2 separate regions of the Homo sapiens genome follow, and region 2 is linked to region 1. Evidence: chromatin contacts called from ENCODE Hi-C or POLR2A ChIA-PET data. All regions are on one chromosome and are shown on one strand. Each heading gives the region's core, a stretch centred on a gene start or an enhancer-like site at or near the end of the contact. The rest is flanking DNA. Distances are from core to core; before and after follow the strand shown.

Region 1 (6,391 bases), core at 2,847-5,346:
GTATAATTGAAGGAAATACGATTATGGGCTAGGTATAAAGGAATGATTGTTAACTATCTAAAGTGCGAATATGAAGTGTGGACTTTTAGATAAAAATACAGATTTTTCTCTAAAATAGCATTTGGGAGGTGTTTAAGAGCAGAGTGTTACAGTGTCCTCAATTTACTTTTTTTTTTTTTTTTGAGACGGAGTCTCGAGCTGTCGCCCAGGCTGGAGTGCAGTGGTGTGATCTCGGCTCACTGCAGCCTCCACCTCCCGGGTTCAAGTGATTCTCCTGCCTCACCCTCCCGAGTAGCTGGGACTACAGGTGCCCGCCACCACACCCAGCTAATTTTTGTATTTTTAGTAGAGATGGGGTTTCACCATCTTGGCCAGGCTACTCTTGAACTCCTGACCTCGTGACCCGCCTGCCTCGGCCTCCCAAAGTGCTGGGATTACAGGCGTAAGCCACTGCCCCCAGCCACTCAATTGACTTTGAAATAATTCTTTTTTTTTTTTTTTTTTTGAGACAGAGTTTTGCTCTGTTGCCCAGGATAGAGTACAATGGCGTGATCTCAGCTCAACGCAAGCTCCGCCTCCTGGGTTCACGCCATTCTCCTGCCTCAGCCTTCCGAGTAGCTGGGACTACAGGCACTCGCCACCACGCCCAGCTGATTTTTTGTATTTTTAGTAGAGACGGGGTTTCACCATGTTAGCCAGGATGGTCTTGATCTCCTGACCTTGTGATCCGCCCAACTCGGCCTCCCAAAGTGCTGGGATTACAGACGTGAGCCACCGCACCCTGCGACTTTGAAATAATTCTATGTAGATATTGGCTGTCAGTCGGCTAGAACAATTGATCAGGAAACATCTCTGTCTTCACAAATTACCTGATATGTTGAGTAATGTGAGTATAACACGAATTTCATATTTGTTTATGTTCAGTTTCAACCCTAAGAAACACTAAGTGAACAGAAGAAATTGCACATAACTGAAGAGTCTGGTAGGAAAACAGAAAATGCGCGCACACACCTCAAATACCAAGTCACACTGTTTCCTCTGCTTTAAAACTTAACATTAGATTTCCGACAACCCTCTCTCCACCACTGCATACTAACTCTGGAAATTTAGATTCCCTTGCCCAATTCCACAAGCAACCTTTGGATCTTCTGCAAGGTACGTTGCTACATTTATTATAGTATTTATGTGTTTCTTTTCCTTTTTTTTTTTTTTTTTTTGAGACAGAGTTTTGATCTTGTTGCCCAGGCTGGAGTGCAGTGGCATGATCTCGGCTCACTGCAACCTCCACCTCCTGGGTTCAAGTGATTCTCCTGCCTCAGCCTCCCGATTAGCGGGGGTTCCAGGCATTTGCCACCATGTCCAGCTCATTTTTGTATTTTTAGTAGAGATGGGGTTTCTCCATGTTTGTCAGGGTGGTCTCGGACTTTGGACCTCAGGTGATCTGCCCACCTTGGCATCCCAAAGTGCTGGGATTACAGGCGTGAGCCACCGCGCCCGGCCTATTTATGTGTTTCTTAATGATGTAAGGTGAAAAGCTGTGCTACTGTTTACTTCTTCAGGGACTCTGATAATAGGCATGTTTTTCTTTCCTGTCTTTTGTTCCCACTGCTTCCTCTCTGACAGTTATTCCACTGTTTCCTATCACTTCCAATTTCTTTGTAGTTTCCTTGCCTCTTATCTTTGACACAATGTGAGTATCCTAAGCTTCATTAATATCCATTGATGAAGGCTGAGGCAAGCGGATCACTTGAGGTCAGGAGTTCCAGACCAACTTGGCCAGCATGGTGAAACCCCATCTCTACCAAAAAATACAAAAATCTGCCAGGCATGGTGGTGCAACATAAGACAAGCTTTGAGTAGCAAAAGATTGGAAACAAGTCCACTGTCTATTTAGAGAGACCTTGTTACATCAGCTTACATCATCTTACATCTGTAAGGAGTAAGGAAGTCACCTATTAAGATGAAGAGAGGTGGAGGATTTATTTTTTTCATTGAGCCACAAAAACAATTGTAATGCAATGTGTACACCATGGTACTTTTTAAAAATAATAAAGCGGGGGGAAACAAAACGTGTCGTTCAAATGGCGTTTTTTTGTTTGTTTTTGTTTTGAGATGGAGTCTCGCTCTGTCACCCAGGCGGAGTGCAGTGGTGCGATCTTGGGTCTGCAATCCCCGCCTCCCGGGCTCTAGTGATTCTCCTGCCTCAGCCTCCCAAGTAGTTGGGATTACAGGCATGTGCCACCACGCCCGGCTAATTTTTATATTTTTAGTAGAGACAAGGGTTTTGCCATGTTGGCCAGGCTGGTCTCGAACTCTTGACCTCAGGTGATCCACCTGCCTCAGCCTCCCAAAGTGCTGGGATTATAGGCGTGAGCCACTGCGCCCGGCCCTAGAGAATTTCTTAAAGTAAAAGGCTGTACTGTTCCTATGGTAATTGAATTCTTATTTTAACTCATTTGAGAAAATAATCATAGAAGTTTAAATAAATTTGAACTCGACGTGAAAATTCTGAATACTTTTATTCAGTTGAGCCGCAATTCCTAAAGCCTGGAACGCGACTGCTCATCTCCGAAAAGACTTTCCAGCTTGAGACAGAGTAGAAGTATAAACTCTATATCGCTTGCCATTTTACATACAAACATAATTGTCGTAATTCATGTTTTTACTGTGTCGACCTAAATAACAGGCTGTCTAAAAACGGTGGTAACAGTTCATTGCAGTGGGAATATGCGCGGCATAGCAAACTATGTGCTTATTCAGGGAGGTAAAGGAAGACAAAGGTTGTTTTTGGTTTTCATTTTTTTGAGACGGGGGTCTCTGTTGCCCAGGCTGGAGTACAATGGTGAGATCACAGCTCACTGCAGCCTCAATCCCCACGGGCTCGAGCGATCCTCCTGCTTCAGCCTATCAAGTCGTTGGGACCATAGGCGCACACTCCTTTATTCCCAGCTAATTTTTGTATTTTTTGTATATATGGGGTTTTGCCATGTTGCCCAGACTGGGACAAAGGTTTATAAAGGAAAAAAAAAATTTTAAATGAGGATTACATCATTTTTCAGAAATAATTATCCTTGTCTACAAAGATCAGTAACAAGGGTCACACCAGTCTGAGTGTCCCTGTAAAAGTATTTTTTGTTTAAGCCTGTGGTTTTTGTAGAGTCTTTTTCGTTATTAAGCATATAAATGTGAGACCTCTCTCTTCATGACCTTACGTGGTTCTGTTTGTGGGAGGGCTGCTTTTTTTTTTTTTGAGACTCAGTTTCGCTCTTGTTGCCCAGGCTGGAGTGCAGTGTCCTGATCTTGGCTCACTGCAATCTCCGCCTCCTGGGTTCAAGCGATTCTCCTGCCTCAGCCTCCGGAGTAGCTGGGATTACAGGCGCCCGCCACCGTGCCCAGCTAATTTTTGTATTTTTAGGAGAGAAGTGGTTTTCGCCATTTTGGTCAGGCTGGACTTGAACTCCTGACCTCTGATGATCCGCCGGTCTCCGCCTCTCACGGTGCTGGGATTACCGGCGTGAACCACCGCGCCCGGCCGAGAGTTTTAAGAACACAGGGAGCGCCTGGTGGGGTCCGGCCTCCTGGGGCCTCGTCGTCTGGTCTCCAGATCTCCAGGTCTCTGGACCCCAGGCGTCCGCGCCCACGCGGGACAGCACGGTGACGTCACGCACGCGGGTCCCGCCCCCACGCAGGACTCCGCCCCATGGGACTCCGTGCCCTTCCTCTCCTCCCCGCACGAGGGGCCGCTCCGAGGGGAAACTGAGTCTGGAGTTGCCGTGCAGTCAGGGAGGAGGACGCCGCGCCCTCCCTGGACTGGAGTGAGTTCTCCCAGATCCGCGGCTGCCCGGCTAGAGGGTCAGCCACGCGTGTTCTCGACGAGCCCGTCACTGAGGAGAGAATTATCCAATCAGGACAGGCAGGGGCGGGGCCTAGGGAACTGTCCAATCAGAGACGTTAATCCGAAGCGGAGCCCTGCCCAATCAAGGGCGCTAGGGGGACGGACTGGAGAATTCTCCAATCAGGGGTGCGGAGTCGACAGCACTGTCCAATCAGAGTCTCCACTTCCCGAGATCTGTCCAATCAGACCCCGAGGACGGTAAGCCGAGTTCCCCTCTGCCTTGCGCGCTTCCCCGCCTACCCCGAGCGGCTCAGGTGTCCTGTCGTGCTCACCTGCGCCGGTCGCTGGACCGCGGGGCGCTAACCCTGGAGAGCCCAGGAGCGGGCGGGACATGGTGAGTGCCGGGCGGGAGCCGAGCCCGGGCCCAGGGCGAGGTGGGGCGGCAGGAACCGGCTTCCGCCCGAGTTCGCAGCCGGAGAAAGCTGAGGGACGCGCGGGGCGGCGCACGACGAGCGCCTGGGCCCCGGGGACGTGGTCACAGCGGCCGAGGGGTAGGGCTGGGGGCAGTCTGGGGTGACAGCAAAAGCGGTCAGGGGCTCGAGGGGTAGTTTCTGGGGACAGTACAGGTCAGGAGTTTGGGGAGAGCTTGTGGGGACAGCAGAGGTGGTCAGGGGCTTGAGGCAATTTAAGTGGACAGTAGAGGTTTAAGGGGCACAGGGGCAGTTTGCGGGAACAGACACGGTCAGGGGCTCGGCGGCAGTTTGGGGGTTCAGTGGAAGGGAGTCAGGCTCAAGGGCAGATTAGGGGGCCAATAGCAGCGGTCAGGAACTCGGGGACAGTTTGAGGGGGCCGTAGAGGCGGTCATGGGTTTGAAGGGGCAGTTTTGGGGGACAGGTGATCAGGGGCTCGAAGGCAGTTTAGGGGGACAGTAGCTGCAGTCGGGAGTTTGGGGGCAGCTCGAGGGGACAGCAGAAGCAGTCAGGGGCTCAGGGGCACTTTAAGGGGGGCAGTAGAGGCGATCAGGGGCTTGAGGGAAGTTTGGGGGGACAGTAAAGGGAGTCGGGCTCGAGGGATGTGTTGGGGGACAGTAGAGGCAGTCAGGGGATCGGGGAGAGTGGGAGGAGAGGGCAGGAGCCGTCAGGGGCTTGGTGGTCAGTTTGGGAAGGTCTGCCAAGGAGGAGGTGGTGCCCTGTCCTGGAGCCTGTCAAATAATAAAATCCTGGGCCGGGCGCGGTGGCTCACGCCTGTAATCCCAGCACTTTGGGAGGCCGAGGCGGGCGGATCACCTGAGGTCAGGAGTTCCAGACCAGCCTGGACAACATGGCGAAATCCCGTCTCTACTAAAAATACAAAAATTAGCCCGGCGTGGTGGCGGGCGCCTGCAATCCCAGCTACCAGGGAGGCTGAGACAGGAGAATGGCGTGAACCTGGGAGGTGGAGCTTGCAGTGAGCCGACATGGCGCCGCTGCACTCCAGCCTGGCGACAGAGAAAGACTCCGTCTCAAAAACAAAAACCAAAAAAAAAAAAAAAAAAAAAAATCCTGGCTAGAGAAGGAGAGAGAAAAATAGGGATAAGCCCCAGCCTCCGAAACCTGCCAGGTCTCAAAATCAACCAGGAAAAGGCTTTACTTTCATACACAAGAAAAGGTTTGGAGGAACGTTTTAGGGGACAAGCAGAAAGGAGGTTGACAGTAAATGTACCTCCTCGTGGTCAGCTAGCTCAGGGGAGGTGACAGGGGACTCCACACTTACTGCTTGCTCAGACTCGGGGGGGCCAAAGTTCAGGGGCCTGCGGAGAGGACAGAAGGCTGAGTAAAGTTTGGGGAAGAAACGGGAGGCTGCGAACATGTGGTCAAGCTTGTGTAAACCCAAACGTAGTAAGGAAACTTTTATGAAAAAGGATTATTGCGAGGTATTGGGGGAGGGGGAGAAGGGGCTGTTGCAATAGGGAGAAGGGTTAGTTGGATTAGAGGCAGGAGAGTAATGCCAGAGGCTTGAGGTTCTATTGCAGTGGGGTGGGGGTATAAGCAACAGGGGCATGGGGACAGTTGATGATTGAGCTGCGGGACTAATGCTGTAGCCACAGGGAGACAGCTGCAGGGGGAGAGCTCTGTGACCGTCAAGTATGCAGGCATCTGAAGAGTTGGCTAGGCCTGGCGCGGTGGCTCATGCCTGTACTCCCAGCACTTTGGGAGGCTGAGGCAGGTGGATCACCTGAGGTCAGGAGTTCAAGACCAGCCTGGCCAACATGGTGAAATCCCATCTCTACTAAAAAATACAAAAATTAGCCGGGCGTGGTAGTGTGTGCCTGTAATCCCAGCTACTTGGAAGGCTGAGGCAGGGAGAATTGCTTGAACTCGGGAGGCAGAGGTTGCAGTGAGCCATGATCACACCACTGCACTCCAGCCTGGGCACACCTAACCTAGTGAATCATTTCTGATGACAAAGAATGGGATTTCGGAGGGTCTGAATCTGGCCTTGTCATCTGCGTGAATCTTATCTAAGTCGTATGGGAAGGGAGGGTCCTGGCTGTCCCAATTCCAGAGCACAGCAGGA
Region 2 (6,391 bases), core at 1,020-3,519, 1.3 Mb before region 1:
GTCACGCAGGGGGTGCTCACCTCATGTTGAAGGGGGCCATCAGCCGCACCACGTACTGCCGGTCTTTGGGGAGCTTGAGTTTGGGGATCTTTGATGGGTCAAAGTCCGGCGGGTAGTATTTCTGCAGGGGAGGAAGGAAACGTTGGGGGAGTTATTTTCAGAAGCAGGGGCAGGACATGGCAGAGGGAAGGGGCTCTGGGGAGCTGTGTCGGGGGTCCCCAAGCCCACCCCAGGTTCCGCGACAGGCAGGGAGGACTCGCAGGACTCAGTACAGTCAGAGGGAGGCCAGGCACAAGCTTCCTGACTCTCTCCTAGTGGAGTTATACAGGACGCATTTAATTCTCCTAAATACCAGTCATGACAATACACATGAAATGCTGTCTACACGGGAAGCTCTAAAAAGCCAGGGTTTGTTTTTGTTTTTGTTCTGAGACGGAGTTTTGCTCTTGTTGCCCAGGCTGGAGTCCAGTGGCGCGATCTTGGCTCACTGCAACCTCCGCCTCCTGGGTTCAAGCGATTCTCCTGCCTCAGCCTCTACAGTAGCTGGGATTACAGGCGCCCACCACCACTCCCCGCTAATTTTTGTATTTTTAGTAGAGATGGGGTTTCACCATGTTGGCCAGGCTAGTCTCGAACTCCTGACCTCAGGTGATCCACCTGCCTTGGCCTCCCAAAGAGCTGGTATTACACACGTGAGCCATCATGCCCTGCCCTTTGTAGAGGTTAAGCTTTGCTTAGCACTTCTGTTGTTCAGGCAGGAGACCGAGTTCCCCGAGGAGTCCCAACTCCCCAGCAATTCTGTAGAGGGTAAACCAGGACTCTGTTAGCTCAGCCTCCCAATCACGATACTACATCCGTTTCCTACAGAGTCATCTCCCTGGATCTGAATCCTGAGGAGCTGAAACCTGCAGGGCTCAGTTTACTCCTCTGTGAAATGCGCACACTGTCCTCTGTCTCCAAGAGTCTTTGCACGCATTCCTTGAGGCAAGGGGGATAAAGTGCTCTTTGCAGTGTCTGGCACCCAGTAGGTGCTCCAAACACAAAGTGCTTTATTTTCCAGTGGTGCAGTGGAGGTATCTGTCATAATCCATACTCACACTCCCTTTGTATCCCAGGGCTCCTGTTTCCCAGGAGTTCCTACAGCAAGCCTGAGACTGCTCTCCTAGAAAGACCTGCGTGGGGCCGGGCGCGGTGGCTCACGCCTGTAATTCCAGCACTTTGGGAGTATGAGGTGGGTGGAATGCCTGAGATCAAGAGTTCAAAACCACCCTGGGCAACATGGTGAAATCTCATCTCTACTAAAATACAAAAAAAATTAACCAGGCATGGTGGCGGGCGCCTGCAGTCCCAGCTACTCAGGAGGCTGAGGCAGGAGAATCGCTTGAACCCAGGAGGCAGAAGCTGCAGTGAGCCAAGAACGTGCCACTGCACTCCAGCCTGGGAAGCAAGCGCAAAACTCCATCTCAAAAAACCAAAAAACAGAAGTGTGCCAACAGTATAGTTTATACTGAACCTCTGCTTTTCTTCTGGGAGTCTGGAATCTTGGCCACTGTCAGGCAGAGGTTATCTGCATGACCAGACCCCAGTAAAATCTTGGCCACTGTAAGGCAGAGGTTATCTGCATGACCAGACCCCAGTAAAAAAAACAAAACACACACACACACACACACACACACACACACACACACACACACACACACACACACACACACACACACACACACACACACACACACACACACACACACACACACACACACACACACGCGCCACCCCACCCCACCCCACCCAAAGTACACGATTGGTTACAGTCCCCAAGTGGGGCGGGGCTTCTCAGAGCCACGCCCCTCAAGAAGAGGGCAAAACACGGCCGCCAGCATTTAAGGAAGCCCCGCCCCCAGAAAAAAAACCCTATCTGGTGGTGATTGGGTAAAAGCCCAAGCCACGCCCCGCAGGTGACTAACTACACCCCAGCCCAGAAGGGAGACTTAGCGAAGGCCCACCCCCCCGACGGAAGGCGATGGGGAGGAGTCTAGGGAGGAGTCTGGGAAGCCCCATCTCGCGGAAGGCCGCTGGGAAAGAAGGGTTCCAAAGAAGAGATCTCAGGAAGCTCCTCCCTCTCCCGGAGTTCCGGGATGTCCTGCTCCGATTGAAAAGCCCCAGTCGCCCAACACTTACGTTTAATACTTTTCGCTCCGACATCTTTGCCTTCTGATCACCTCGCAAGCACCTGAGAAATGGTTAGGCTGGGTAATTATCGAGCTTTTCCGACGGAAGCCTTACTTCCGCAAACGTCACTTCCTTCGGCCGCTATTATTGGCTGCAGCATACACAGCAGACCTCTTTCATTGGTTCCAATCCCCGCCTATCAAGCTGGAAGTCCCAGCGTCTTCCCTCCGGAGTTGCAACCTGAGTAGCGCGAAATAAGGATTCCGGGAGCCATGTGGAATTGGAGAATTTTGTATAGTGCGCTGCGCCCCCTAGAAGCGGGCAGCGGCTCGTTAAAATTTTGTAACGTGACCTCTTGTTCTTCATTCTTTTATTCAGCAAATATGTATTATGCGCCTGCCTTGTATTCTGGGCTCTGGGAATCCACACATCGTTCCTGGGCCCGCAACTCTCACATGGGGTTGGGGCCACACATAGGGTGACTTAAGAGGACCCTGGACGACTCTTGAGTCACAGACATTGACTTAAAGATCAGGCTCCAAACCAACTTCCTAAACATACGCAGTGTCTCCCAAATGTCCCTCCATTGCCCACCTGTGCCTTCCCCTTAACGAGGACTTCCCATCCCATTCCTTCCCCAGCCTCCTTCCCCAGCCTCCTCCCCACCTTTCATGGACGTTTCCTCTGTGTCAGATTGTTCCAGGAAAGGGGTCCGGATCCAGACCCCAGGAGAGGGTTCTTGGATCTCGTGCAAGAAGGAATTCAGGGCGAGTCCACAGTGCAAAGCAAAAACAAGTTTATTTAGAAAGTAGATGAATAAAAGAATGGCTACTTCACAGACAAAGCAGCCCCAAGGGCTGGTGGTTGCCCATGTTTATGGTGATTTATTGATGATATGCTAAACAAGGGGTGGATTATTCATACCTCCCTTTTTTAGACCATATAGGGTAACTTCTTGATGTTGCTGTGGCAATTGTTTGTTTATTTATTTATCTTTTGAGGAGTCTTGCTCTGTTGCCCAGGCTGACGGGCAGTGGTGCGATCTTGGCTCACTGCAACCTCTGCCTCCAGTGGTGCGATCTTGGCTCACTGCAACCTCCACCTCAGGATTCAAGTGATTCTCCTGTCTCAACCTCCCGAGTAGCTGGGATTACAGGCACGCACCACCACACCTGCCTAATTTTTGTAGTTTTAGTAGAGATGGGGTTTCACCATTTTGGCCAGGCAGGTCTCGAACTCCTGACCTCAGGTGATCTGCTCGCCTCTGCCTCCCAAAGTGCTGGGATTACAGGCATGAGCCACTGCACCTGGCCAAAAATCAACTCCATCTTAAAATTAACAAGGCACATTCGCTGCCAGTCACGAGCCAGGGTCATAAGATGTTTACAATTGAGAAAACGTCTTACAAATGCCTAGGAGGACACACTACTACAACAATGGAAGGTCCAGATGTCCTGATATTGCATAGCAATGTATGCTTTTAAGATCGTTATAGTCGCCAGGCGCGGTGGCTCATGCCTGTAATCCCAGCACTTTGGGAGGCCAAGGAGGGTGGATCACCTGAGGTCAGGAGTTCGAGACCAGCCTGGTCACCATGGCCACCATGGTGGAACCCCATCTCTACTAAAAATACAAAAATTAGCCGGGCGTGGTGGCGGGAACCTGTAATCCCAGCTACTTGGGAGGCTGAGGCAGGAGAATTGCATGAACCCAGGAGGCTGAGGTTGCAGTGAACTGAGATCGAGATTGTGCCGCTGCCCTGTGGCCTGGGCGACAGAGTGAGACTCCATCTCAAAAAAAAAAAAAAAGAGAAAAAAAAGAAAAAGATACCGGGCATGGTGGCTTACGCCTGTAATCCCAGCACTTTGGGAGGCCGACGTGGGCGAATCACCTGAGGTCAGGAGTTCAAGACCAATCAGACCAACACGGAGAAACCCCGTCTCTACTAAAAATGCAAAATTAGCCAGGTGCGGTGGTGCAGGTCGAGAGTTCAAGACCAACCAGACCAACATGAAGAAATCTTGTCTCTACTAAAAATACAAAATTAGCCGGGCATGGTGGTGCATGCCTGTAATCCCAGCTGCTTGGGAGGCTGAGGCAGGAGAATCACTTGAACCTGGGAGGCAGAGGTTGCGGTGAGTCGATATGGCGCCATTGCACTCCAGCCTGGGTGACAAGAGTGAAACTCCATCTCAAAAAAAAAAAAAGAAAATATGGTTATAGTCATGGTGTAATGTACTTAGGCACTAAAATGGCAAGGATATGTATGTATACTTTTTGAGACAGGGTCTCGCTCTGTCACCTAGGCTGGAGTGCAGTAACGCAATCATGGCTCTCTGTGGCCTCCACTTCCCGGCTCAGGCGATCCCCCACCTCAGCCTTCCGAGTTAGCTGGAACTATAGGTACCACCACACCTGGCTAATATTTGGCAGTTTTTGTAGAGACAGGGTTTCGCCATGTTGCCCAAGCTGGTCTGGAAATCCTGGGCTGAAGTGATCTGCCGGCCTCGGCCTACCAAAGTGTTACAATTACAGGTGTGAGCCACTGCACCCAGCCAGGATAACTTTCTTTAAGTCGACAAAGTACTACGTTTTGTCACGCGGTCAGCCCACCTACACGTGGACATAGCTTTCACACAGATAAGACCCCTATATAAGAAAAAACCGGTTGTACATGGTGGCTCACACCTGTAATCCCAACACTTTGGGAGGCCGAGGTGGGAGGATCACTTGAGCTCAGGAGTTCAAGGCCAGCCTGGCCAACACGGTAAAACCTCGTCTCTACTAAAAATATAAAAATTAGCTGGGCGCAGTGGTACATGCCTGAATCCCAACTACTCAGGAGACTGAAGCAGGAGAATCGCTTGAACCTGGCAGGTGGAGGTTGCAGTGAGCCAAGATCGTGCCAAGATCGTGCCATTGTACCTGGGTGACAGAGCAAGACTCCATCTCAAAAATAAATCAATAAATAAAATAAAAATAAAAACCTTAAAACAAAGACAAGGCGTTCCTCCTCTTGTTTTCTGAGGACGCCCTACTTTGTAACTGAGTAGCCTTCCTTTTTTTTTTTTTTTTTTTTTTTTTTTGAGGAGTTTTGCTCTTGTTGCCCGGGCTGGAGTGCAATGGTACAATCTCGGCTCACCGCAACCTCCGTCTCCCAGGTTCAAGCTATTCTCCTACCTCAGCCTCCCAAGTAGCTGGGATTAAAAGCATGTGCCACCACGTCCGGCTAATTTTGTATTTTTAGTAGAGACGGGGTTTCTCCATGTTGGTCAGGCTGGTCTTGAACTCCTGAGGTGTTCAAGAGGTGATCCACCCACCTCAGCCTCCCAAAGTGCTGGGATTACAGGTGTGAGCCACCACACCCAGCTAGGGACCCCTTTTCCTGGCACCAGGAAGACAATAATATGGGACAAGGAATGGTGTTAAATAAAGTTTACAGGAAGCCATGGGTTTGGACTGAGCTCCTGCACTAGGCCCAAAAGACTAAACCAAAATGAAGTCCCTCATGCGGAAGTTTTACACCAAGCTGAAACTAAGTTGTTTTTCTGGTTTTCCAAGAAATCGAGAACTGGAAGGAAGTGGGGAGAGAGAGAGAGAGAGGGAGAGAGAGAAAGAGAGGGAATAGTCAAATCCATGAACAGAGGCAGGCAGATCACCTGAGCTCGGGAGTTCAAGACCAGCCTGGCCAACATGGCGAAACCCCGTTTCCACTAAAATACAAAAAATTAGCGGGGTGCGGTGGTGGGTGCCTGTAATCCCAGCTACTTGGGAGGCTGACTCACGAGAATTGCTTGAACCTGGGAGGCGGAGATTGCAGTGAGCCCAGATCATGCCACTGCACTCCAGCCTAGGCAACAGAACCAGATTCTGTCTCAAAAAAAAAAAAAAAAAGGCCAGGCACTGTGGCTCATGCCTGTAATCCCTGCACTTTGGGAGGCGGGTGGATAACGAGGTCAGGAGATTGAGACCATCCTGGCCAACATGGTGAAACCCTGTCTCTACTAAAAATACAAAGATTAGCTGGGCAGGGTGGCACACGCCTGTAGTCCCAGCTACTTGGGAGGCTGAGGCAGGAGAATCGCTTGAACCCGGGAGGTGGAGGCTGCAGTGAGCCAAGATTGTGCCACTACACTCCAGCCTGGGTGACAGAGCGAGACTGTCTCAAAAAAAAAAAAAAAAAAAAATCCCTGAACAGGCCTGTTTTAGCCAGCACGATAGT

What was found. A loop is a pair of places that touch in the nucleus more often than their neighbours do. ChIA-PET counts read pairs that join two places held with the same protein, here RNA polymerase II (POLR2A). Pooled maps may share reads with other maps.
Region 2: a loop to region 1 is called in a pooled map, with 9 times the contacts of the local background. The contact joins the promoter of YJU2 here to the promoter of ZNF77 in region 1. A Hi-C loop is called at or near these places in 8 of 50 pooled maps. POLR2A ChIA-PET finds 5 or more read pairs at or near these places in 2 of 52 experiments (GM10248 and HepG2).

What each region holds. Positions count from the first base shown.
Region 1 is chr19:2,942,676-2,949,066 of GRCh38, reverse strand. ZNF77 (zinc finger protein 77) reads left to right here and starts at 4,096. Exons shown (of 4, transcript NM_021217.3): 1 at 4,096-4,229. The coding sequence starts at 4,227. RefSeq lists an enhancer at 3,701-3,860 and silencers at 3,931-4,180, 4,321-4,400.
Region 2 is chr19:4,242,958-4,249,348 of GRCh38, reverse strand. YJU2 (YJU2 splicing factor homolog) reads right to left here and starts at 2,269. Exons shown (of 8, transcript NM_018074.6): 1 at 2,179-2,269; 2 at 21-121. The coding sequence starts at 2,202. RefSeq lists enhancers at 2,110-2,199, 2,540-2,679, 2,438-3,209.